Linked DNA regions of Mus musculus: all the other regions are linked to region 1. The links are chromatin loops, found by intact Hi-C in ENCODE. Cell type or tissue: heart. All regions are shown on one strand. Links, peaks and the distances in the headings refer to the core of each region. The heading gives the core; the rest is flanking DNA.

Region 1 (5,854 bases), core at 405-5,404:
CTGCCCACGCCTGTGCCCCTCCCCCAGACCATCTCTGATACCAGCCCCATGAAGCGCTCAGCCTCTGTGCTGGGACCCAAAGCCCGGCGACTGGATGACTACTCACTAGAGCGGGTACCGCCTGAGGAGAACCAACGGTACCACCAACGTCGCCGGGACCGTGGCCACCGCACCTCTGAGCGCTCTCTGGGCCGATACACTGATGTGGACACAGGTAGGCTACCACAGGACCCAGAACAGATCCATAAAGAAATAGAAGGAGGGGGAGGGGGATGCCAAAAAAGGGAGAAGCTGGGAGAGAGAGGGTTAGGACCTGGAGTTGGAGGCCAACCAGGATACATAGTAAGACCCAGATTCAAAAAGAAAGGAGCTGGGCATGGTGACGCACGCACTCAGGAGGCAGAGTTAGGGGGATCTCTGAGTTCAAGGGCAGCCCAGTCTATGGAGCAAGTTCCAGGAAAGCTGGAGCTACACAGAGAAACCCTGTCTTGAAAAAAAGGGGGGGCTGGAGAGATGGCTCATCAAGTTAAGAGCACTGGATATTCTCCCACAGGTCCTGAGTTCAAGTCTCAGCAACCACATGGGAGCTCACAACCATCAGTAATGGGATTCAATGCCCTCTCTGGAATGCACCATACATACACACAGATACATACAGACCACTCATAAATACATAAAAATTAAAAGAAAAACCAGGAAGAGAGGAAGGGAAGAAGGGAGGGAAGCAAGCAGGTTGGGTGCAAGTGGGTGATGTCTCTGGGGCCTGACTTAGGATCACCAGCTCCATGGACAAAGCCAGCTATGGCAGTGCATATCTGAGAAAGCAGAAACAGGTGGGTCCCTGACCTAGCTCACAGGCTAACTAGCCTAAGCCCCTCAGTGACTTCCAGGCTAGTGTGAGGAGCTGTCTTTGAACAAAATAAGGTAGAGCCTGGAAAGGCTCAAAAGGTAGGGCAAGCACCACCTAAGCAGAGGACCTGAGTTTGTAAGAGCCACAGACGGTGGAGTAATGCACATCTGTGATCCCAGCCCAGGCGAGATGGGAGATGGGGACAGGAGAGTCCCCAGTAGCCCTGGGACCAGGTAGCATGGCAGATAAAGCAGGTAACAAGAGACCCTGTCTCAAACAAGGTAAAAGATACGTGTCAACACCCGATAGTCCCAAACCCCATATGCACCTTGTGACATTTGCACCCACACTCATGTACCCACATCATACACACCAAAAATAAGTAAACAAAAGACTTACTTAGTTTGAGACAAGATCTCACTAAGTGCTCCTTGGCCTGGAACTCACAGAGGTTCTCCTGCCTTTAGCTCTGGAATGCTAGAATTAAAGGCAAGCCTCGGCTGTTGATTTGGTTAGGGATTTTTGTTGGTTGTCCCCCACCCCCACCCCCCACCCCCAGACAGGGTTTTTCTGTGTAGCCCTGGCTGTCCTGGAACTCACTCTGTAGACCAGGCTGGCCTCAAACTCAGAGGATCTGCCTGCCTTTGCTTCCCTAGTGCTGGGATTTAAGGTGTGTGGCACCATGGCCAGCTGTGTTTTAATTTTTTTTAATTCGTGTGCTAGTTCGAGTGCATGATGAATGCAGGTGGCCCCAGAGCCAGAAGAGGGTGTTGGATCTCCTGGGCCTAGAGCAGTTGAGCTGCCAGACATGTGTGCAGGAAATTGAATTTAGGTCCTCTGCAAGTGTAGCACACCCTCTTAACCCCTGAGCCATGACTGCAACCCCCTTTCTGCAATTAAAGCAAAAGTAAGGCGAGCAGTTCCCAAGGTTAACTAACGTACAAAGTCTTAAGTTGGTCGTATTCAACACTAAGAAAAGGGATGGACCAAGCAAGATAGCTTAGCCTGTAAAGGCATTTGCTGCCAAGCCCGACGACTTGAGTTTGATTCCTGGAACCCATGAGGTGGAAGGTCACACTTTCAGATGATGCCACGAGGGATGGGGTGGGGGGTGCTCTAGCTGAAAAGAAATGTAAAAATAAAGAGGTGGAGGTGTGACTAGGAAGGAAACCAGGGGCTGCTGCCTGGGGACACTCCAGGCCCTACCTCTCCAAACTTCCCCCTTCTCTCTGTGGCCCCTTCTTCCTCCCTCACCATCGTCTCCACTCCCCACTCAGGTTTGGGGACAGATCTGAGCATGACCACCCAATCGGGTGACCTGCCCTCCAAAGATCGGGACCAGGACCGGGGCCGACCCAAGGACCGGAAGCATCGGCCACACCACCACCACCACCACCATCATCATCATCCCCCGGCCCCCGACCGGGATCGCTACGCACAGGAGCGGCCGGACACCGGCCGGGCGCGGGCCCGGGAGCAGCGCTGGTCCCGCTCGCCCAGCGAAGGTCGGGAGCACACGACACACAGACAGGTGCGTGTGGCAGGCCCAGACTGACCAGAAGGGGGTGGGGGGGGGAGAGTGGGGCCGCAGTGGGTGGGATGGGTGGGGGCGGGCCTGGGAGGCGCCCGGGGCGGGGCGCGGGTAGCCCGCCACTCTTGCTTTTCCCCTTGGCCCGGCTTCCCTGCGACTCGTGTCCTGCGGACGCCTGTGAGTGACTTCGGAAACTTACGAAGCTCGTTTCTCGTTTCTCTCCTCACTGTTGTGTTGGTTTGCCCGTCCCCCCTCCCCGCCTCTCCGTCCCGCCGCCCGCCCGCCCGCCCTTCCGTCTGTGTGTCCCCGTGTGCTCCTGGTTGGTCCGTGGTATCTTTGCTTTTGATTTCCTTTGTTTCGATTTTCGTGTAGGGCAGTAGTTCCGTCAGTGGAAGCCCAGCCCCCTCTACGTCCGGCACCAGCACGCCGCGGCGCGGCCGCCGCCAGCTCCCCCAGACCCCCTGCACCCCGCGGCCGCTTGTGTCCTACTCGCCCGCTCCGCGCAGGCCTGCGGCGCGCAGGATGGCGGGTCCCGCAGCGCCCCCTGGCGGCTCGCCGCGGGGTTGCCGCCGTGCGCCGCGCTGGCCTGCGCATGCGCCTGAGGGCCCGCGGCCGCGCGGTGCCGACTACACCGAGCCCGACAGCCCGCGCGAGCCGCCAGGGGGCGCGCACGATCCCGCGCCGCGGTCGCCCAGGACTCCGCGCGCCGCGGGCTGCGCGTCACCGCGCCACGGCCGCAGGCTGCCCAATGGTTACTACGCGGGGCACGGCGCGCCGCGGCCGCGCACAGCCCGCAGGGGCGCGCACGACGCGTACAGCGAGAGCGAGGACGACTGGTGCTAAGCCGCCCCGCCCCCCGCAGCGCCCGTAAAGTGCGGGCGCACTGCAAATGATAAACAATAACGTTTTTAAAAAAGAAAACCCGGGAGAAAAACAAAAATAGCTTCTATTGATGAGTTTTATCATCTCGATTGAATCTTTCGTTTTCCCGGTGAATGAAACCGAGGTGGCTGCAAGCCGGAAGGACGGCTGCACGCCCCACACACTTCTCAGACCCACGGGAGTGCTTGCGGGCCACGCCAAACTTATTACTGCCTGCAGAGATCAACTACAAGAAAACAACACTAACAGTTTTTAAAAGGACAAAAAAAAATTGAGAAAAGTTTTTTTTCTGATATTTGGTCCTGCTTGAAATAACAAAAGAAAAAAGAAAAAATTACCACCATCACTGATTCCCTTGCTTCTTTTTTTCCTTTATCTTTTTAAAAATTTTTTTTCCTTTTTTTCCTATCTTGTTTGAAAAACGTGGGCTTGGGACTGTGAAATATTGCATGACATTAAAAAGAACAAAAAAATAATAAAAACGAAAAAACTTGAATCCACGGACTTCTGAACTAGAGTGGTCTTTGTCCCTTGACCAAGATGCCTTGCAAGTTACTCTTGGGAAACAGAGGGAAGGCAGTTTGTTAGCTCCCAGAGGAACAGCGCTGGGGCATCGCTCTGAAACAGAGCCCACGGCCCTGTGTTCACAGTGCAGGGCACCTGTGGCTCCTTGAAAGGATACTTTCACAGGGCAGGGCTCTTCAGTTCAATTCACCTCAGCCCTGGAGAAATTCGGAGGGTGGGGGGGGGGGTCAAACATCTGAACAGTGTGAAAGGGTGACGGGGTCTCGTCAAAGCATGAGTGCTGTCATGATTGTTTTTTAGAGATTTATTGTTTATGTCTATGTGGCTTTTGGCATATGTGAAAGTGCCTTCTGAAGCCAGAAGAGGGTGTCAGATCCCTGAGCCCTCTAACCTGGCTACTGGAAACTGAGTCCAGGTCCTTTGAAAGGGCAGACTATGTTCTTAATTTCTGAGCCACCTCTCCAGCCTCTCCCCCCCCCCCGCCCCCACTCCCAGTCCCCAGTGCTGTCCTCCGTCTTCACCAGGACTCTTACACAGGGATGGCCCCCTCACCCTACCTCGTCCAGCATAATTGTCTACATACCTGCTGCAACCAACAAGTTAGCCACACCCAGTGCAGGTTCTAAGAGCCCAGCCCCTCAGTCTCCCAGGTCTTTACCTCCCACTTTGCCTGTTTGGAAAATACTCTGTGAATATGGTCTGTATCTATAAAACCAAAGTAAGATTAGGTGAGAGGAAAGGCCAGGTGCCCCTTTCAAGTTAAAGATCAGTTCTCTGGCCTGATAGGACAACCTCTGGTTGTATATGCCTGGAGTGTGTATGGTATATGTGCATGTGCGTATCTATAGGGGTGCATGCATATGAATTGTGTGAAAGGGGCTGGTGAGATGGCTCAGTGGGTAAGAGCACCCGACTGTTCTTCCAAAGGTCCGGAGTTCAAATCCCAGCAACCACATGGTGGCTCACAACCATCAGTAACAAGATCTGACGCCCTCTTCTGGAGTGTCTGAAGACAGCTACAGTGTACTTACATATAATCAATAAATAAAAAAAATAATAATAAAAAAAGAATTGTGTGAAGGCCACACAGGTTGATAACTACCTGTCTTCTTTTATTGTTAGCCACCTCTTGTGGTTTGTGAAAAAGAGCCTATGTAGCCTTGGCTGTACTGGAACTCACAATGTAGACCAGGCTGACTTCCAATTCAGAGACTGCCTCTGCCTCTGCCTCCCCAGTGCTGGGGGTCAAACTGTCATTAGACTGAGGGGTTGTCATTACCACCCAGCCGTGACATCATATTTTCCAAATGTCACTGGCTTTGTAACCTTTAGTTTGTGATTTAACCTGTGCCCCTATTTCTATTCAGTAAAATGGAAATAATAGAATGAGACACAGTGTGTTTTTTCTTTTTTATGATGTACAAAGTATGGGACCTCTGTGTTCTGATAAAGCTTTTTTTTTTTTTTTTTTTTTTTTTTTTTTTTTTTTTAATGAAAGCAGGCAGCTAGTGTGGGAGGGCTGTTGATATGGCTCAACAGATAGAGCTCTGGCTGCTCTTGCAGAGGATACGGGTTCCATTCCCAGCACCCACACAGTAGTTCACAGCCTTCTCCAAGTCCAGTCCCCTCTTCTGGCCTGTGAAGGCACTGTATGCTTGTGATACACAGAAATACAAGCACACACACATACACAATACATTTTTTAAAAAATAAGTAAGTAAGGAGCTGGAGAGATGGCTCAGAGGTTAAGAGCACTGGCTGCTCTTCCAGAGGTCCTGAGTTCAATTCCCAGCAGCCACATGTTGGTTCACACACATCTGTAATGGGATCTAATGCCCTCTTCTGGCCTGCAGGCAGAACACTGCATACAAAATAAATTTTTTTTTAAAAAAATAGTAAGTAAATGTAGGTCAAGAACCTGGGCTGATGCAACATGTTCATGATCTTAGCTACTCAAAGGCTGGAGTAGGGAGATCCTTTAAATTTAGAAATTCAAGAGTTTGAGGCCAGCCTAGTCTAGAGAGTGAGTTCCAGGACAGCCAGGGCTACTCAGAGAAGCCCTTGTC
Region 2 (5,854 bases), core at 562-5,561, 170 kb after region 1:
AGAAGAGGGCATCAGATCCCATTACAGATGGTTGTGGGTCACCATGTGGTTGCTGGGAATTGAACTCAGGACCTCTGGAAGAGCAGACAGTGCTCTTAACCTCTGAGCCATCTCTCCAGCCCCTAGCATGCTTATCAAACTCCAGGCCAGTGAGAAACCCTGACTCAGAAACAAGGGAAGGAGCAGAGAGATGGCTCAATGTTAAGAGCACTTGTTGCTCTTGCAGAGGACCTGGGCTTGTTTCCCTTCGCTCACATGGCAGCTATCTATAATTCCAGTTCCAGAGAATCTGGTGCCCTCTTCTGACCTCTGAAGACACCATGCACACATATGTGAGCAAAATACTCATACGCATAAAATAAATAAATCCTTAAAAAAAGAAAAGGGTCAGAAAGATGGCTCATTGGATAAAGGTGCTTGCTACTACCTTCACATGTGTGCTATGCCAAGCATGGACCCTCTGCACACAATTATACTTCTATATAAGTAGACCTACTTATTTGTAGATATAATTGTTTACAAGAAAGAGCCAGTGAGATGGCTGAGTGGGTAAAGTTGTTTATTTACTTATTTTGGTTCTTTTTTTTTTTTTACATTTATTTGGGTTTTTTTGTTGTTTTGTTTTGTTTTGTTTCCGAGACAGGGTCTCTCTGTGTAGCCCTGGCTGTCCTGGAACTCACTCTGTAGACCAGGCTGGCCTCAAACTCAGAAATCCTCCTGCCTCTTCCTCCCAAGTGCTGGGACTAAAGGCGTGTGCCACCACTGTCCAGCTGGTAAAGGTGTTTAGTAAGGTGTATCCTTGGAACTACATCATGGAGAGAGAGAGTCCACTTCCTCCAAATTGTCTTCTGACTCCGTATACATGCTATGGCGCATGCACCCAGCCACATACACACACTCACACACAATAAATAAATGCAAAAAAAAAAAAAAAACCAAAACCAAGTGGACAGCATCTAAGGAACAAAGTTGAGCTCTGGCCTCTATAAGTAGGGGCACACACAATGCACCCACATGAGCACACACCCACACATACAAAGAAAACCTGCAGAGCATCACTCCTGTTCACATACATAGACACAAACATGCCTGGATCACAGATGGGAATCCACACCCCACCACCACAGCTGCCCAAAATGCAAGAGACACACCCATGCTTGTCTATGGTGTGCCTGGCCAGGGCCTCCTGGAGCCAGTGCTCATGTAGGGTTAGGGAAATGTTTCATTTGCAGCTGGTTGGAGACCCGCCCACCCTGGTAACCTGGTCCCTGATCCTGAATGGAGCCTCTGTGCCACCTCAGGGCAGCCAGCAGCAGCAGTCAATTGGCTCTGAGTGTAAGGCCACTATGTCTGAGCCACACATGCTGGATCTGAGGCCTCTGGGCCCAACTAACTATAGCCAGAATCCGACTTCATCTCTGCTGCTTCTAGAAGCTTCTCCCCCAAACCAGTCAGGAGGGAGGAGACAAAGAAGTAAAGGTCCTATGCCTAGTTGATGTCCCCATCTCAGGAATATCAGTGTGAACCCCTAGTTTGTATGCCCATAAAATGCCTCAGTTCTTTGTGAAGCCTAGAGGCAGGAGCTACACAGTCATGGCCTTTTGGTTTCTGTCTCCAAGTGCAATCCCTGTCACACTTTCAACTCCACATAGCTACAATCACTACCACAGTGTCACCAGCACAACTACACTGCCTGTCATAATGTCAGCCACACTATCACATACAGAAATGCCACCAGACCCACTAACTCCAGTGTCAGCAGCCCCACAACCTCACACATCCTCTTGGTTGCCCTGACAATCGGACCCTACACTGTATCCATGTCACTCTGACACGCTCAGTCTACATGTCCCTGCAGCTGTCCTAGCCATGTGGCTACACAGAGTCGCTAACCCCAGAAGCAGGTCCAATCCCTGCATTCCCAGGGCAGAGCTCACAGCTGTCCTCACATCAAGGTGGCCTGGATGACACAGTACAGCCTTGCTGAGGAGCTGGTGGCCAGTAAGGTACAGGCCACACTGCTCGGTCCTCTTGCAAGTGACAGATACTCCTTTCGTTCACATTGTCCCACCGTACCGCAGTCTGGACACAACTACAATGAAACTGGGTAATGGCACACTGGAGCCACACAGACACCCTGTCATACAACAATCACCCTCCTCAGAGCCCGTCACAACATTTAGACAGCCCCTTAGCCATCCCAACAAGCTGTTGGGACATTTGTTGACATGCTGACACAGCCCTGTGATTGTCCTCAGGATTCCCCAGACCCGAGTCTTGGAGAAAGGGACAGACTGAGGCTGAAATTCCTTTTCCTACTGAAAGCAAGCAGAGTAGGCAGGGACTAATGGAAGCGCAGCTGTTGTCAGTAGGTGCCAGTCCCCCCCCCACACCTCATGAATATTCATCAACTGGGGCTCTCCTGAACCTGTAGGGAGTCCAAGGTCCCAGGCAGCTGGGCACCCCCTTCTGTGCCAGGAGGCCCTCAGGTGAGGGGGGCGGGGGCTACCAGAACGTTGTAGTCCTTGGAAACCACACCCATTTCCATCTAAGTATATATGAATGAGTTTGAGAGCATGGACCCCAGACACACAAACTCCAAGTCAACTCGGATTTAACACACCAAGCGTAGCAATCTTGGCAATGTGAACTTGCAACAGCACCCCAACTACAGAGACCTACCACATACGTAGGCATACCACATGGGTACCCAGTCACATGACCACAGACACACCATTATGTCTCCAACACTCACCATCACAGGCAGAAGTACAAATACAACACACACACACATTTCCAAATTCATAAACATAGTGACTGAAAGTCAACACCTTTTTGTATGTGGCGCTGAGATCGAACCCAAGGCCTTAAGCACACTAAGCTCCATCCCCATTCAACTTTTTTATATTTTATTACATTTATTTATTTCTCCATAGCCATGTCTAGTCATCTGCTGATGGTGACAAGCTTGTGGAGATCAGAGGACAACTTGTGGGAATGGATTCTCATTTATTTATTTATTTATTTATTTATTTATTTATTTATTTATTTGATATTTTCTTTATATACATTTCAAATGCTATCCCGAAAGTTCCCTATACCCTCCCTCCGCCCTGCTCCACTACCCACCCACTCCTGCTTCTTGGCCCTGGCAATCCCCCTGTACTGGGGCATATAAAGTTTGCAATACCAAGGGGCCTCTTTTCCCTGCTACATATGCAGCTAGAGATATAAGCTCTGGGGGTACTGGTTAGTTCATATTGTTGTTCCACCTATAGGGTTGCAGACCCCTTCAGCAATGGATTCTTCTTTGACCATGGACCGACCCCAACAACTTCTTGTAAAACATACAAGTGCCCAAACACTGGGACAAAAATGTGCCCATATATATACAGTCTCACCAACTATCAAATACAGAAGCCCAATATAGAACTATCCTCCGAAGCCCTACACTCTATCCTTCTCTCCCTCCCTCATTCTCCCCAACTCCCTCTTCCTCTCCCACATCTCTGCCACCGCCCCCTCCCCCCGAACTTTATAGATGGGAAAACCAAGGCACTGAGGGCTGAAGGGACTTTCTGAAGATGGCAGCCCCTTCTGACTCCAGGCAGAGACAAAGATCGGGCGCCCCCTTCTGGCCCAGTCCTGTAAGATCGTGCGGGGCCGCGGCGGCGCGCGGGGTGGGCACGCGCCTGATGTAACCATGGCACCCTCTTGGCACGCGCGGCCCGCGCGCGGGGAGGGCGGGGCGGGCGCGTTGCCATGGTGCCGGCCGGCCTCCTGAATGCTGCATTGTTCACCGTGGCGCCCTGGCTGAGCTGTCCCGGACCCACCCGGACCCACCCGGGCTGGCCTAGATGGAGAGAAGGAAAGACAGCAGAGATGGAGTGAAAGGAAAACGGAGAGACAGTGATAAAGGGAGAAATGCAGAGTTAAAGATAGGGAAGGTAGACAGAGATGAACAAGATTTAGGGATGGGACACACGGACAAGAGAAGGTGGAGTAGTTTTATAAGAAAGGGAAAGGGGACAGACCAACTCGGTGACACGTGTAAATAAATCCTGCAAGGGCAGCAGAGGCTCGTGAGTTTGAGGCTAGTGTCAGTTCCATATCAGGACCCTGTCTCTTAAAAAAGCGAGGAAGGGAAGGGTCGGGGGAGGAGTAGCTGAGGTGGCGGCTCAGTTGGCCAAGTGCAAACATGAGGACCTAAGTTTGGCCTGTGCCTTTAATACTGGGTACGTGGAGGCAGGTGAATTCCGGGGGGATGCCGGCCAGCTAGCCTTCCAGTCTAGGTTCAGCAATAGACCCTACCTCCAAAAAAGAAGAAGAGAAAGAGAGAGGAGGAGGACTAGGGGGAGGACTAAGAGGAGGAGGAGGAGCAGAAGAAGAAGAAGGAGGAGGAGGAGGAAAGGAAGGAAGGAAGGAAGGAAGGAAGGAAGGAAGAAAGAAAGAAAGAAAGAAAGAAAGAAAGAAAGAAAGAAAGAAAGAAAGAAAGAAAGAAAGAAAGAAAGAAAGAAAGAAAGGAAGGAAGGAAGGAAAGAAAGAAAGGAAGGAAAGTAGAAAGCTGGATGTGGTGGTGAACACCTTTAGTTCCAACACAGGCAGGAAGAGCTTTGTAAATTCCAGGCCAACAGGGTCAACATAGTGAGTTTCAGGTTAGAGAAGGCTATGAAGCTACACCTAGTCTGAAAAGGGAGGAAACAGAAAACAGTTGAGAAAGACAACCTCTGGCCTACACAGAGAAGGGGGCAAGTGGGAGAGGCAGACATGGAAAAAGCAATGTTTAGAATCTGAGAGGAAGGAATGGGGAGATGAGAGGGACTTCCGGGAGGAAGGGTAGAAGGAGAAAACCAAGTAGGCAGAAACAGTGAGGGATATGAAAGAGAATAGGTTTGAACAGGAAAGCACCAAGACTCGGGGGCGAGGGGTCACTGTGCTCCTTGATGTGCCTGGCAATAGGATGAGGTAGGGGTGGGACCACAAGTTAGATGAAGCCAGGTTCAGAGAGAGACTGGTGGGTCTACTCATGGGTTGACAGATGTAGAGCCAGATGTATCCAGACACAGGGAATGTCCCGAGAAAGGCTGAGAGATTCAATGCTGATTCCTGCTCCAAGTCTCTAGTCACCACTGCCCTGTCGCCTATTCACTGACTCAACTTGATACTCTCAGAATGTCCCCCTTGTCCTGCTAAGAAGATATCATTCATGCAGAGGCACAGCCTTTCCATATACTGCTCCTGACACTCCTGCATGCCTTCCTCCAGGGACACACGTTATAGCCCTTATGGTCCTTATGGGCATAGCGATGCAATCATAGACACAGCATGACATAGCACAGGGACTCCTACGCCCTGTCAGAGTAATGTCTCACAGACACAGTCCTGGAGAACACACTGGACCTCGTGGACCTCATCAGAATCATCCAATGATAGTTAAAATCATACCTTGTAGCTAAGGCACAGTGGTGTACATCTTTAAGCCCAGGACTCTGAAGGCAGGTAGGTGTCTGTGAGTTCCAAGATAGCCAGGGCTACCTAGATACTGTCTCAAAAACCAACAAAACAACAACCAAACCTTTAGAGGTTACAGGGACTGCTGTCACAAGGGGCCCTCCATAGCCTTTTCAAATGTTTAACATCTTACACTGTGTGTCTGAGAGTCCCTTTTGTAGGCCTATGGAGGCAGCGGGCCCACTATTCAGAGTTGAATTGTGAGAGCTGAGAGACATCAGTCCTCAGGTGAGAAGCATAAGAAAGTTACTCTCAGTCCCCCTCAAAAAGTTGGGTGATACCAGTACTTTTAGCCCCACAGCTAGATCAGTCTAGGTGAAATCTAGATCAAGGGCGGCCCCTG
Region 3 (5,854 bases), core at 247-5,246, 61 kb after region 1:
AGACCCTGGTGGCAGGTAAATAATGTGGGTTGGAATGAGGGATGTCCTAGGTCCCCATCCCTCTAACTGCCTGTCCTTGCAGGATCAAGTTCTCTGCAGCCTGTGGTCCTCCAGTAACTCCCGAGTGTGAGCACTGTGGACAGAGACACCAGGTGGGCCCAGGTCAGAGGCAGTGGGCCAGAATCCCGGGACTCATACATTCATGCCCCTTGCTCATCTGTATCCCTGGTGTCCACAGCTTGGGGGCCCCATGTGGGCAGAGCCCATCCATGACCTGGACTTTGTGGGCCGAGTTCTTGACGCAGTGACCACGAATCCTGGCCGCTTCCACACTTCCATGAGGATCCAAGGCGTCCTCAGTGTTGTTACTGAGGTATGAGCTGGACCTACACAGGAAAGGGGACCCTCCTTGCCCAACTTTGTGCCAGCACTCCATGCTACTCCATCCTTACCTCTCAGGAACTTCCTGATGTCCCTCTCTACTACACACTGGACCAACTGAGCAGCACTATCCACTGCAACACACCCCGCCTTCTGCAGCTTCGGTGAGGGCCCTTGTGGGGCAGTTTGGACCATCAGAATCTGGTGTATGCTTAGGGCAGAGCTGAGAGGTCATGATCCCTCCAGCAGGTGCTTTGTTGTTTAATTTTTTATGTACATGTGTTTGGCCTACCCATGTGTAAGTAAGTACACCATCTGCATGCAGTGCCTGAAGAGGCCAGAAGGTGTCAGCTTCCCTAGAACTGGAGTTAACAGAAGATTGTAAGCTGCGGTGGGGATGCTGGGTTTCAAAACCCAGAGTTCTCTGCAAGAGCAGCGAGTGGTCTTAACCACCGAGTTTTCTCTCCAGCCCCTGGCAGGTAGCTTTGACGTCACAGTGTGACCTGGGTTGCTGTGAACAAAATGGCTATGCCATTCCACAGGACCTGGCTTGTGCCCACCTGGGTGAGCCTGTGCTTTGGGGTCTAGCCTCCTCTTTGTGGTCTCTGTGTACCCAGGTCAGCTCTCCTTCATGCTGGTTTCCGAGTCTCTCTCTCCCATGCTTGTAAGAATGCAGTGAAGACAGATGCTCCCCCTGAGGCCCTCTGGGACATCATGCGTTGCTGGGTGAGAGCAGGTGACCCCTGGTTCAAGGCAGGAGGGCAAGGAAGGGGTGGTGGCCTGGGTGCTCCTTGGGCTTACCATGTCCTTGATCTCTGTCCCCAGGAAAAGGAATGTCCAGTGAAACGGGAGCGGCTGTCTGAAAGCAGTCCAGCATTCCGAATTCTTGCTGTGGAGCCCAGGTATGGACAGCTATGCAGGGAACAGGCTACCCCTCAGGTGCAGCAGGCACATGTGCACAGAGCACGGGCACTGTTGGAGGGGAATCCAGAACCTCTTTTGCACCCTGTCTTCACCCTGTGCCCTTTCCTACTCTTTTGCATCATCTGTTCTTGAGTCACACATACGTGTGAGTATCTGAGTCAGATTACAGAGCACAGAACCCTCCATGGCTGGCTCTTTGGTCTGTAGCTCAGCACAGTCTGTCCCACCTTTGCCCAGGTCCATCTCTCTCACCTCAGAGATGCCTTCTGGACTGGACCACTCTGTTAAGCGTTGTATCCCAACTTGTCTTTTATGTCCTAACACAACACTATTTTATTATTTTTATTCCTTTATAGTGCTGGGGATAGACCCTAAAGCCTTAAGCATTACTGGGCAAGCTCTCTACCTGAGCCACACCCCTAGCCCTAGTCATTTCTGATTTGTCTTCTTGCTTGTCTGTCTCTCATGCTGCCAACTCAGCTCCACTGGAGCAGATCCAGAAACTCACTAGGAAATTCAAGTGGTTACTGAATAAATGAAAGAACTCTGAGCCTGGCAGACCTGTGGTGTTGCCTCAGGGTGGGCAGGTTCTGGGGCTGAGTTCACCCTGCATGGCCACTGCCTCCAGCCTCCACCCATTTGTCCAGGCTGAAGGCCAACTTCAACATCCGGGAAGACGCCAACCCCAGCTCCCGCCAGCGAGGACTTAAGCGCTTCCAGGCCAATCCAGAAGCCAACTGGGGTCCCCGGCCCCGTGCCCGGCCAGGGTGAGTGGTAATGTTGTAGAAGTGAGGGTTTTCCAGGGCTGGGCAAAGACAAAGTGGGGTACCAGCACCCCTCTCTGCACAGGGGCAAGGCAGCAAGTGAAGATCTAGCAGGGAGGCGGAGGCTGCTACAGAATAAGAGGAAGGAGCCAGCTGAGGACCCGGCCCAGCGTGCAGCTCGCCTTAAGACATTTCCTTGCAAACGATTCAAAGAGGTGATCTCTCCTTCCACCTTCCATGCAACTGGACCAAGGTTGGGCCTCTGGCACAGCTGGGGCCAGAGACTGAGGAAAGAAACCCAGCTCTGTGCTCACAGCCTGGGGCTTCACACCCTGTTTTCCCACCAGGGTACCTGTCAACTAGGGGACCAGTGCTGTTATTCACACAGTCCTGCAGCTCCTGTGGCCTCTGGTGATATCCCCATCGAAGAATGTCCAGAGACTACCACCAAGATCTCCCCTGGACCAAAGGCTGCTGCTGGGGGTATTCCTGGGCCAGGTGTAGACTGAGACAATAAAGAGATGTAACCTGCTGGTTGTCATTTTGAATTGGGAAGCCATCTGCATGGGGGACTCTGCCCGTCTGAGGAGTGGTTGTTCCTGCCTTACTGCAACTTTGTCTCTTTGACATGGAAACTGCTCTGGCTGCTCAGGAGAGCAGTTCATCAGGTGGCCACAGGGCGGCATCTGCAAACAGGCTGCCTCCCCTCTTCCAGCTATCCAGGCATTTCCTCCACTTCCCCAGTGCTCGCAAATCCCACTGCAGTCTCAATCCTATTGCCTGGTTTCTTGGGCTCAGCTGTCTGCAGTTGGTGTAGTGGCGGAAGCCAAACCGGAACCAGGCATTCTGTGCATCCGCTCCAGACCAGGTGCTTCCTGTCCTGCTTGCTCCTCAATAGGAGTATGCTCTCAGAACACAGGCGGCTGCTGAGACACCCAATGAAGAGACGTTCTCTCCCCTCCCCCTAGAGTAGAGGATTATTAATGTTAGGGGAGAGTCCTGGGGCAGAATCTCTCCCAGCACATGCACCCATCACCATCAGTCAGAAAGTGAAGCCCACTGTAGCAAGCTGTGCTAGAGGAGTCACTAGGGTGGGTAACTGGGTCTTTGGCTTAAGCACTTTGATGAGTCTGCATGGCCACTGAGCCCCTCTCTGGGTGTGCCCACAATTAACCAGATACAGGGGACAAGCCTCCTGGAGTGCCTGGGATTCAGCTCATCTTGGAAGTCCCCCTCCCCTTTTTGGGAGGAGGCAGAGTCTCTACATAGACCCGACTACTGAAACTCAATATTTAGACCAGGCTAGCCTTGAACTCAAGAGATTCAACTGTTGGGATCAACATGCCTGGCCCTTTTGGAGCTTACAGCTGGGGTCCCAGGATTTTTGTAACTTTTATACGGATTTTTTTTCTTTGACTTTTTCCTGCATGCATGTATGTGCACCATGTGCAAGTCTGGTGCCCTCAGAGTTAAGATGTCACATTTCTTAGAACTGGGGCTAGGGGGGGGCTGGCGAGATGGCTCAGTGGTTAAGAATGCCGGTTGCTCTTCCGAAGGTCCAGAGTTCAAATCCCAGCAACCACATGGTGGCCCACAACCATCTGTAACAAAATCTGATGCCCTCTTCTGGAGTGTCTGAAGACAGTGTACTTACATATAATAAATCTTAAAAAAAAAAAAAAAAGAACTGGGGTTAGTTATGGTTGTGAGCCATAACAAAGTGTGAGCCCTTTACAAAACCAACATGTGCTGTTAGCCACGAAGCCATCTCTCCAGTCTCTAGGTTTCCAGAATTCAGAAGATCACTCCAGAATACCTGGCAGTGAGGGATACCACCTAGTTGTGGTATGGCTGAGTAGCATCTTGGGGAACTTGGGAGCAACTTCTGGGAAACTCAGATATGGCTTTGACACTCATCTCACCCGCCTGGGCTTGGAAATACGTTAGCAGTGCCACAGGTTCGGGACACCTGCACCTCGGTGTCAGGACACGGCAAGGCCACATTACCAGAATTGTCTCCTTCCGGAGCCCTATTCCTGGGTGTGTGTGTGGGGGGGGGGGGTGCAGTCCACAGGGGGATCTGTAAAAAAAGAGGAACTAGGCTGAGGCTCATGGGTCATGGGGCCTCAGAGGACCGGAAAGGGGCCCCTTCCACCCCCATCAGCATAGGGGGTGGGGTTCAAAGCTAGACCAACCTCAGAGGACATCAGAGGCAGCCTTGCCACCTTTCCCCTTTGCACACGTTTGGCGCTGGGCTCCTGAGGGTTGGGGGGTCTTCCAGTGCTGTGGGAGCAGCAAACCCCGAAGGGTGACTAGCCGGGGTGGATCAGGAGGTGCGCGCTCCGTGATCCCTGCCCGCTGGTTTCCTCCGGGGTCAGCATTGCTTCTTATCAGCCGCGGCCAGGCAGCCAGACCCTTATCTGCACAGGCCCAGCATCCTCTGGCCTCTGCGCCAGCGGGTAAGAGGGAGGAAGCCAGGCTGTCGGGGGCGGGGGAAAGGGCGGGTCGGTCCAGGAGCAGCTCACTTTCTCTTGGAGGTACCCACCACGACGCCTCCGAAGCTACTCAGGCCCTCCGGAGCCCGGGAGGTGGCGCAGCCCAGCTCTGAGGCCCAACGGGAGGGATTACCTGGAGCACACCGGCCGAACTGGACAGTGGAAACTGTCTCCTGACCTGGACTGACAAACCTGACCACACAGCCGGGTTCTCCAAGCTGTGGAAACTGCTACAGGGTAAGAAAGACGCTTTAAACATTAAGGAGTGTCTGTGCCTGTATTCGGTGTTTGTTACTTCATTTATTTATTCATTCACTGGAAGTGAGGAGGCACTGAAATGTCCTCAGTTGGGGAAAACAGGGCAGCAATGTGGGAAGTCACACACTGGCAGGATACCCCAGACCTTAGAGCCCAGCAAACGTGGTAAGTAGGGTGCTGATGGGGTTGGGGGCCAGTAAGAGGAACTTTCAGCAAGGGTAGAGGCCCCTGGAATAGCCATGGAGAGGTGGCAGAGGGTGACTCTTGGAGACTTAGGAGGTCTTAGAGTTAGTCCGGAGATTCCTATCTTATTCCCAGCTGCAGGTAGGAGAGATTCTGAAAGATGGGAACTAGTTCAGAGACTGAAGATGCCCATTACAAACAATTCATAGGGTCAACGCTGCCTAGTATCTGATAGACACCCCCTCTTGTGGAGGAGGCTCCCCTCTTGTGGAGGAGGCCCTCCTTTTAGGTCCTAGCAGTTTCTAGGACCACTTTTCTACCTTTGATTATTGAACCCCCAATCCCTTTCTCGCCTAAGGGTGCTCTTACATTGAAAAGCTCAGGTTAAACAGGTGGGAGAAAGATGGTCTTTGGCCTTCCTTCCCCTTAACTTCACTCTCTCCCACAGGTTAGCATTCTATCCGTGGGGTCCATGTGCCCGCCCCAGGCCAGAGCAGAGGTGGGTTCCGCCATGACTGAGAAAACTGAGATGGTATGTGCCTCCAGCCCAGCACCTGCCCCTCCCTCTAAGCCGGCCTCACCTGGGCCCCTTTCTACAGAGGAGGTGGACCACCGAAACACGTGCACTCCCTGGTTGCCTCCCGGCGTGCCAGTGATAAACCTGGGACACACCAGGCCCATAGGGGCAGCCATGCCCACCACAGAGCTCAGTGCCTTTCGGCCCTCCTTGCTGCAGCTAACTGCCTTGGGAAGAGCTCCACCTACCCTGGCTGTACATTACCACCCTCACCCCTTCCTCAACAGGTCAGTGGGCAGCTCGGACTATGGGCAGTGCTTAGGTTTGGGGGC
Region 4 (5,854 bases), core at 550-5,549, 49 kb after region 1:
CTAGTTGCATGTGGAGGGGCCACCTGGCCATTTCTGCCTTCATACTGCAGGGCCAACTCCCACCAGTTTTGCATTCCAGCTGTAACTAGTTGACACCATCTGTCCTGGATACCTGACTCATTAAGGCCTAGGAACAGCCAGCCAGTCTATGCCCCAGCAGTTCCCCTTGGTCCACATCGGTCTCTGTGCATCAACAGCTAAAGCAAAGTTGCAGCAGCAGCAGCCAGTGGTGAGAATAAAGGTAATTCTAAAGATGCTGAGGTGATATCAGCCCAACTAACAGAGACAACTGAGAGGCAAGAGGGGGGTTTTCCTGGAGAGCTGCAGCAGCAGAGAAAACAATCTGAAAGCACCAAGTTCTGTAACACAGGCTGCTGGACCAGTCCTCAGCTCCCCTCCCCCATCAAGAGACCAGGCTGGAGGGCATGGCCCAGAAGATGGTGGAGTTCTGGAAACTCCAAGGATAAGAGGGAAAATGGAGACTCAAGAAAATCATCAATAAACCCAGTACTGCCTGATACCAGCAACCCAGAAGTTTGTAGCTGACTCTGGTGCTGAGGATGTCCAGTCAAAGTCACCAAGACAGTGTGTGGTCCTCATTCCTATACAATCCCCGCACTGGGCTGATGGGCAAGAGGGCTATAGTTTAAGACTAGTTAGGCTATAATAAGTTCAAGGTCAGCCTGAGCTAGAGTAACATCAACCAAAAAAACAACACTAAAACAAAAACTTTACCCTTCCAAAACAAGGAACACACTGTTAACCTTGCAATTAGTCTAGAGTTGGAGCAGTGTGCTAAGAAACCAAAGTAAGGCGCACAAAGTCCAGGCAAAGCAAAATCTCACTCCCAAACCACTACCACCCTCTTCTACAACCACTTCCTGCAGCAGAACCAGCACTTTCATGAGCCCCGTGCCCCTGACTCCCAGATGCGGGATGGGAGAGAAGGTATGAGCAGGATGAAGAAGCCCACACACAGTTCCTTGGAACTACTGCAAGGGGATTGACTGAGCCGGTCTAGAGAGCCCAGGAAAGGCCAGGTCCAAGAAGACTCCAACAGGGAATTGGAACAGCAGGAATTTCTCTGCTGATACCCAAGGAGGGCGAACTTGACTTAATAGGCATAGGCCACAGTCTAGTCATATGACCAGGGACAAGCCCCGCCCCGAACCCCAGCTTCTTTCTCTGAAAAGAGAAAGCCAAAGACCCAGCGGTGGCGAGTAATCAATGAACTAGCTGGTTCCACGCTTAGCATACAACCTGCCCTAGAAGGGGCACCAAGGAGGGAGGGAAGGCCCTGGGACCAGGAGCCCTCCTTCTCCCTCCCCCAGGCACAAGTCAGGATGTGTAGGTACCTGTTTTGTCTCAAAGACACAACAGAGCTTCAGGCAGTCACCATCCCAGGAGGCGACAGAATATTTTATCTCCCAGGAGGAGACAGAATTCAGGCCCAGGCAGCAGGTTGGGCCTGGAAAGCTAGGGCGTATTGCAACGCTGTGAGGGCTCATCTTCTAGACTGGAGCCCCCAGGTTCCGGCGCCAGAAGGCTGAGAACGATTTCAGGACTCTAGAATAATCAGGTAATGTCTGCTGGGCTGCCTCCATAGTGGGTGGGGTAGGGCGGTGGGTTGAGTAGGGGCCATACACACCGAAAACAAGATGTTTGAACTAGGTATCCGGTGCAGCCCACGCTAACTCCCATCCAGCCGCTGGCCTGTCCTTGTTAGCAGTTGGCCAAGGTGTCAGAGAAGAGGCGTGGGAAAGAGGAACCCCCCCCCCCCGGTTCTGACCCTAAGCAAACATACGGAGATGTGTGTGTGTGGGGGGGGCAGATCCCTTAGCTCACACCAGGTTTTCCTAACCTGCTCCCCACATCCTAAACCATAGGCCCTGGGCCGCCTGCAAACTCCCAACACGCCCAGCCTTACCTGATGCCCTCCCGTCGGAGTTTACCCGCACATCTCTAGTCTCTGACCTCGTGCGACCCCCTGCAAATATCTTAGGGCTCTCTCCAATCCGCCCCCACTCGAGCAAGCTCCGCCCACCCCCCCCCAAGTCTAACTTCCCGGGCTTTTCCTCACCTCCCCCCAAGGCCTGTAACCTGACCCGCCCACCCCCTTCCCCAGCGCCCTCTACCTGCAAGCTCCGGCCCTCCCGCACCCCTCCAGGCCTTTTCCCTCGGGCGGCGCAGCCCTCCGCCCTCCCACCCCCCGCCAGCCCGAGGCCTCCCCTCCCCCCTCCAGCCTCGCCTGCCGGCTCCACGCGATTACCCCCTCCGGCCCTGAGACTTCAAGGATCCCGCGACCCGCGCCTCCCCCGAGCGGCCTTCAAGCCCTGCGGGCCGGGCCCGCGGGCTGGACGCTGTAGGCCGCCAGCTGAGATTCGGCCATCTCACTCTTGCCCTCCCGCCGCTGTCAGCGCCGCGGGCTCGGCTTCTGGTTCGCAGCAGGGCGCCCGGAGGCCTCGCCTCTCGGCCCTCCGCCGGAACCTCTGATGTCCTCGGGCCGCCCCGGGCGGGAGGAGGCCGGAATTGGGCCTGGGGCGGGCCATCTCACCTGCGCTGTGGCCGCGCTCCGGGGCCTCCCGGCGGGCTCCGCAGCGGCAGCTGGGGCCGGGCCTGGGCCCGGGGCGCGCCTCCCTGCGCCTCGGCCTCGGCCTCCGCCTCTGCGGCCTCCGCGGCCTCCGCCTCAGCAGCAGTGGTAGCCGCGGCGGCCATTCATTGTGGGCCAGGCCGCCCCAGCCGAGCGCCGAGGAAGCGCACGGCGCTGCCGGCAGGGAGGAAAACTGCCTCGGCCCCGCCCCTTAGGCAAGCTTAGCCGCGCTTCGAGCGCTTCGGTTCTCACCAGCTCCTCTTTCCTCCCGGGTCTCGGTTCTGTAGACGGGCTAAGTTGAGTGACTGCGGGACAGGTTGCTCTGTATCTTGGAGCTTCAGTTTCTTGTAAAATGAGAACAACTGTTGTTCCAGGAACAGTTTAGGCTCTTTGTGGAAATGAGGTTTCATGGAGCTGAGCTGAGTAAACTATCAAGATCACAGGAAAGTGAATACGAAGATTTAAACTTAGGTTCAAGAGGTTAATAAAGTGAAAACTCAGGATGCTTATGCGATGTGAAGTTCTGTTAGCATTTTGCACTAACTCAGATAATTATACGTCTTATAACTAATGTTAGAGAGGCCTGACTACTTTTTGGATGGGTAGCAGAGTCAAGAACAGAAGAGTGCGGACTGGATTAAGAGTGTCTACTGGCCGGGCAATGGTGGCACACACCTTTAATCCCAGCACTTGGAAGGCAGAGGCAGGATTTCTGAGTTCGAGGCCAGCCTGGTCTACAGAGTGAGTTCCAGGACAGCCAGGGCTACACAGAGAAACCCTGTCTCAAAAAAATTAAGAGTGTGTACTGCTCTTGTTGAATAGAGTTCAGTTCCCAGCAGTCATGTCAGATGGCTACAGTTCTAGAAACTATCACCTTTTTGCTCTTTGAGGACTTACACACAACTGCACACATACACAAAAATAACAAAAAAATAAAATTTTGAAACAAAATAAGTACCGTTGGGCCTGGTAGAAATGCCTGAAATCTCACCATATGAGAGACTGAGGCAGGAAACTCTAATCTGCCCTGGGCTATATAACTCCAGGACAACCTGGATTAAGAGTGCCCTCTACCCCCAATTAACAGATAACATATAGCAAGGCAAGCTAAGATAACTCTCACATCCCGGATCTCCATATTTTCCTGATGCATACATTAGGCCAACACTCAGTCTGAGTGGCTCCTTTGCACACTTCCCAGGCATTCGGTTATTTAATCTTTGCCCTTGACAGCTAAGATTCCTATTTAACAGGTAAGGGAAATAGGAGCCTTACATTTTAATTAACTTGCCCAGAGTACGTGGTGGGACTGAGATTCAAAGACAGTGAATACTATTCTAGAGCCTGAGTTAACCTACAAGGTGCACACAGAAGACATCTAAAGGTGCAGAGTGCCTCCGCTTTTTGCCCTGAATTAAACTAGTGAAACTCCCTTGTAGAAGAGTTGTATTATTAAGAATCACTGGTGTAGTGTAGCCTGCGCACTTCCTTCCCTAGAAGAGTCTTGACCCTGGTCGCCCACTGTAGGTAATGTCTCTAATTGGTCAGTTATTGTCATGTGATTGGCCCGCCCTCTTTGCCAACATGGCGGCTCCCAGGCCCTAATGCGAGAAGCATGCACCGTGACTCGTTGGATCCTGTGAGCGGAAGGGAGACGCTTGTCCGGGTGGGTGGGTGGGTGGGTGGGTGTGTGGGTGTGGTGGGAAACCTGAGCCGAAGAGAGAAGTTTGTCCGGGTGTGTGTGTTGGGAAATCTGAGCCGCGGGCCTTAGCCTCTGTTGGGTCCAGTGCCCTCGAGAACGCAGGATGTTATGGAGGCCACCGGATTTTAGTTTCTACTTTATAGATATAGAGGCCACCCCCGCCCCAGAATGCAGCTCTCTGACCTCCCTATGCCTTTTCCCTTCTCTCGAAAACGGCAGGCGGGTTGAGGCGCCCGCGGATGTCCCTCGCGAGGACGATCCTGTGGCTAAGCCGTCCTCTCCGTCCGGCCCACAGCCTCTGTAGAGCTCAGTTCATGGAACGGAAGGCCCAGAAGCCTCCCTCTCCACCAGCGATGGAGAACGGCACCCGGTCCTGGGAAGAGCGCCCACCCGCGGACCCGGTTGCGACTGTCACTGAGGGCGCCGCCAAAATCGTCTTTCCCAGTGCTAACGAGGTTTTCTATAACCCGGTGCAGGAATTCAACCGGGACCTGACGTGAGCAAGGGTCGCGGGTTAGCTTGGCCAAGGGGAGTTGGTCAGTTAGGTAGAGGTTGTACGAGAATATCAGTCCGGGACGCGGCACTCAAAGGAAGAGAAAAGTTGGTAGAGAGGCGTCAGCATTAGTCGAAGGCCAACATCTTGAAAGATGAAGGCACATACCGGATTTTTATATTAAGTGCCAGGACTATACATTCCTTTTAGGGTCCTCCTGTGTTCAAGGTGTGTGGCTCCCCTTTTCCCTTTACAATGTGGTCGTGGACTTTGACTTCCGAGAGTTAATTCCTGTAGTTGTATTCACACAGACCTGTTACTTTTCTGCAAGTCAAATTTCACGTCAGTTTACATACATTGAATTGAAGAGGGGGGGGACTTTGCAAAAGTCACCTTACGGTTTTCTGGGTTTAACTAAAGATAGAGCAGTTAGCATTTTTAGCCTTTGAGATGGGATTTCTCTACTAGAATTTGGGGCAGTAAGGAAGGGACTTTATGGATTAGGGAGGGACAACAACCTTTTCAACTGTCAAAGGGAGGACTGAGGACCTGGGCCACAGCTAAGGAGCTGGCATACAATGTGACCACCTCCCTACCATCCCCTCCTCCAGGTGTGCTGTGATCACAGAGTTTGCTCGAATTCATCTTGGGGCCAAGGGAATCCAGAGTGAGTGGAGGTTCAGGCCTGGGGGGAAGAGTATCACTCACAAAGTTCACTTCCCACTTCATCCACACCTCATTTAGGTTCCTGAAAGCTCTAGGCTCTCTGCTCTTTCTGCCTTTCTCCTGGGGGTTCAGGGAAACACCTTCTTGCATGAATCATCAGGATTTTGACCATTTGAAAGTTACGGTGAAATTTCTTAAAAGGATCATTGATAGTCTGGTTTTTGCCTGAGTGACTGCAGTCAAGGTTCCAGGAGAGAAGGACTCAGAGAAAATAGCTGTGGACTTGTCTGATCAAGAAGAGGAAACAGCTGGAAAGAATGAAAATCTGGCCCCAGGGGACTGGCCACGGACTGCTGCAGTGGGTGAGATCTGTGAGGTACGGGCCTCAGAAAGAAGTGGCCAC

What was found. Hi-C counts contacts between places; a loop is a spot of excess contacts. Peaks named below come from ENCODE experiments on the same cell type or tissue, not always from the same donor. Only the 100,000 strongest peaks of a DNase experiment are listed, where the experiment ranks them.
Region 2: it touches region 1 in a loop (6-fold over the local background); 11 of 42 quality-filtered maps call a loop at or near these places.
Region 3: a loop joins it to region 1, with 2.8 times the contacts of the local background. A loop is called at or near these places in 3 of 42 quality-filtered maps.
Region 4: it touches region 1 in a loop (2.5-fold over the local background); 3 of 42 quality-filtered maps call a loop at or near these places.

The regions. Positions count from the first base shown.
Region 1 is chr8:84,636,485-84,642,338 of GRCm38, forward strand. It overlaps Cacna1a (calcium channel, voltage-dependent, P/Q type, alpha 1A subunit), which reads left to right. Exons shown (of 47, transcript NM_007578.3): 45 at 28-214; 46 at 2,128-2,381; 47 at 2,754-3,765. The coding sequence ends at 3,224. Gm39212 (a long non-coding RNA gene) reads right to left here and starts at 2,128. Exons shown (of 3, transcript XR_003947427.1): 1 at 1,793-2,128; 2 at 1-1,327. It overlaps Gm39211 (a long non-coding RNA gene), which reads left to right and starts at 5,309. Exons shown (of 2, transcript XR_879014.3): 1 at 5,309-5,854. In heart, for the core only: CTCF peaks have their summits at 2,932 (motif pointing left) and 3,144; DNase peaks (open chromatin) are centred at 1,617, 2,227 and 3,117; H3K4me3 peaks cover 2,677 bases; H3K27ac peaks cover 2,469 bases.
Region 2 is chr8:84,807,396-84,813,249 of GRCm38, forward strand. No RefSeq gene overlaps it. Among named protein-coding and RNA genes, the nearest start is that of Nfix, 10 kb to the left of the region's middle. In heart, for the core only: a CTCF peak has its summit at 3,647 (motif pointing left); DNase peaks (open chromatin) are centred at 3,163 and 3,676; H3K4me3 peaks cover 799 bases; H3K27me3 peaks cover 2,218 bases.
Region 3 is chr8:84,697,187-84,703,040 of GRCm38, forward strand. Trmt1 (tRNA methyltransferase 1) reads left to right here. Exons shown (of 17, transcript NM_001164559.1): 9 at 1-15; 10 at 83-152; 11 at 239-373; 12 at 460-545; 13 at 999-1,107; 14 at 1,207-1,283; 15 at 1,953-2,072; 16 at 2,155-2,284; 17 at 2,417-2,622. The coding sequence ends at 2,578. It overlaps Lyl1 (lymphoblastomic leukemia 1), which reads left to right and starts at 4,271. Exons shown (of 4, transcript NM_008535.2): 1 at 4,271-4,801; 2 at 5,454-5,809. The coding sequence starts at 5,478. In heart, for the core only: CTCF peaks have their summits at 725 (motif pointing right), 2,740 and 4,660; DNase peaks (open chromatin) are centred at 685, 1,975, 2,905, 4,505 and 2 weaker places; H3K4me3 peaks cover 1,687 bases; H3K27ac peaks cover 3,359 bases; H3K27me3 peaks cover 6 bases.
Region 4 is chr8:84,685,121-84,690,974 of GRCm38, forward strand. Nacc1 (nucleus accumbens associated 1, BEN and BTB (POZ) domain containing) reads right to left here and starts at 2,742. Exons shown (of 6, transcript NM_025788.3): 1 at 2,555-2,742. Trmt1 (tRNA methyltransferase 1) reads left to right here and starts at 4,127. Exons shown (of 17, transcript NM_001164559.1): 1 at 4,127-4,229; 2 at 4,512-4,788; 3 at 5,397-5,452; 4 at 5,691-5,827. The coding sequence starts at 4,532. In heart, for the core only: a CTCF peak has its summit at 2,775; DNase peaks (open chromatin) are centred at 1,181, 1,941, 2,781, 4,141 and 1 weaker place; H3K4me3 peaks cover 4,829 bases; H3K27ac peaks cover 3,610 bases.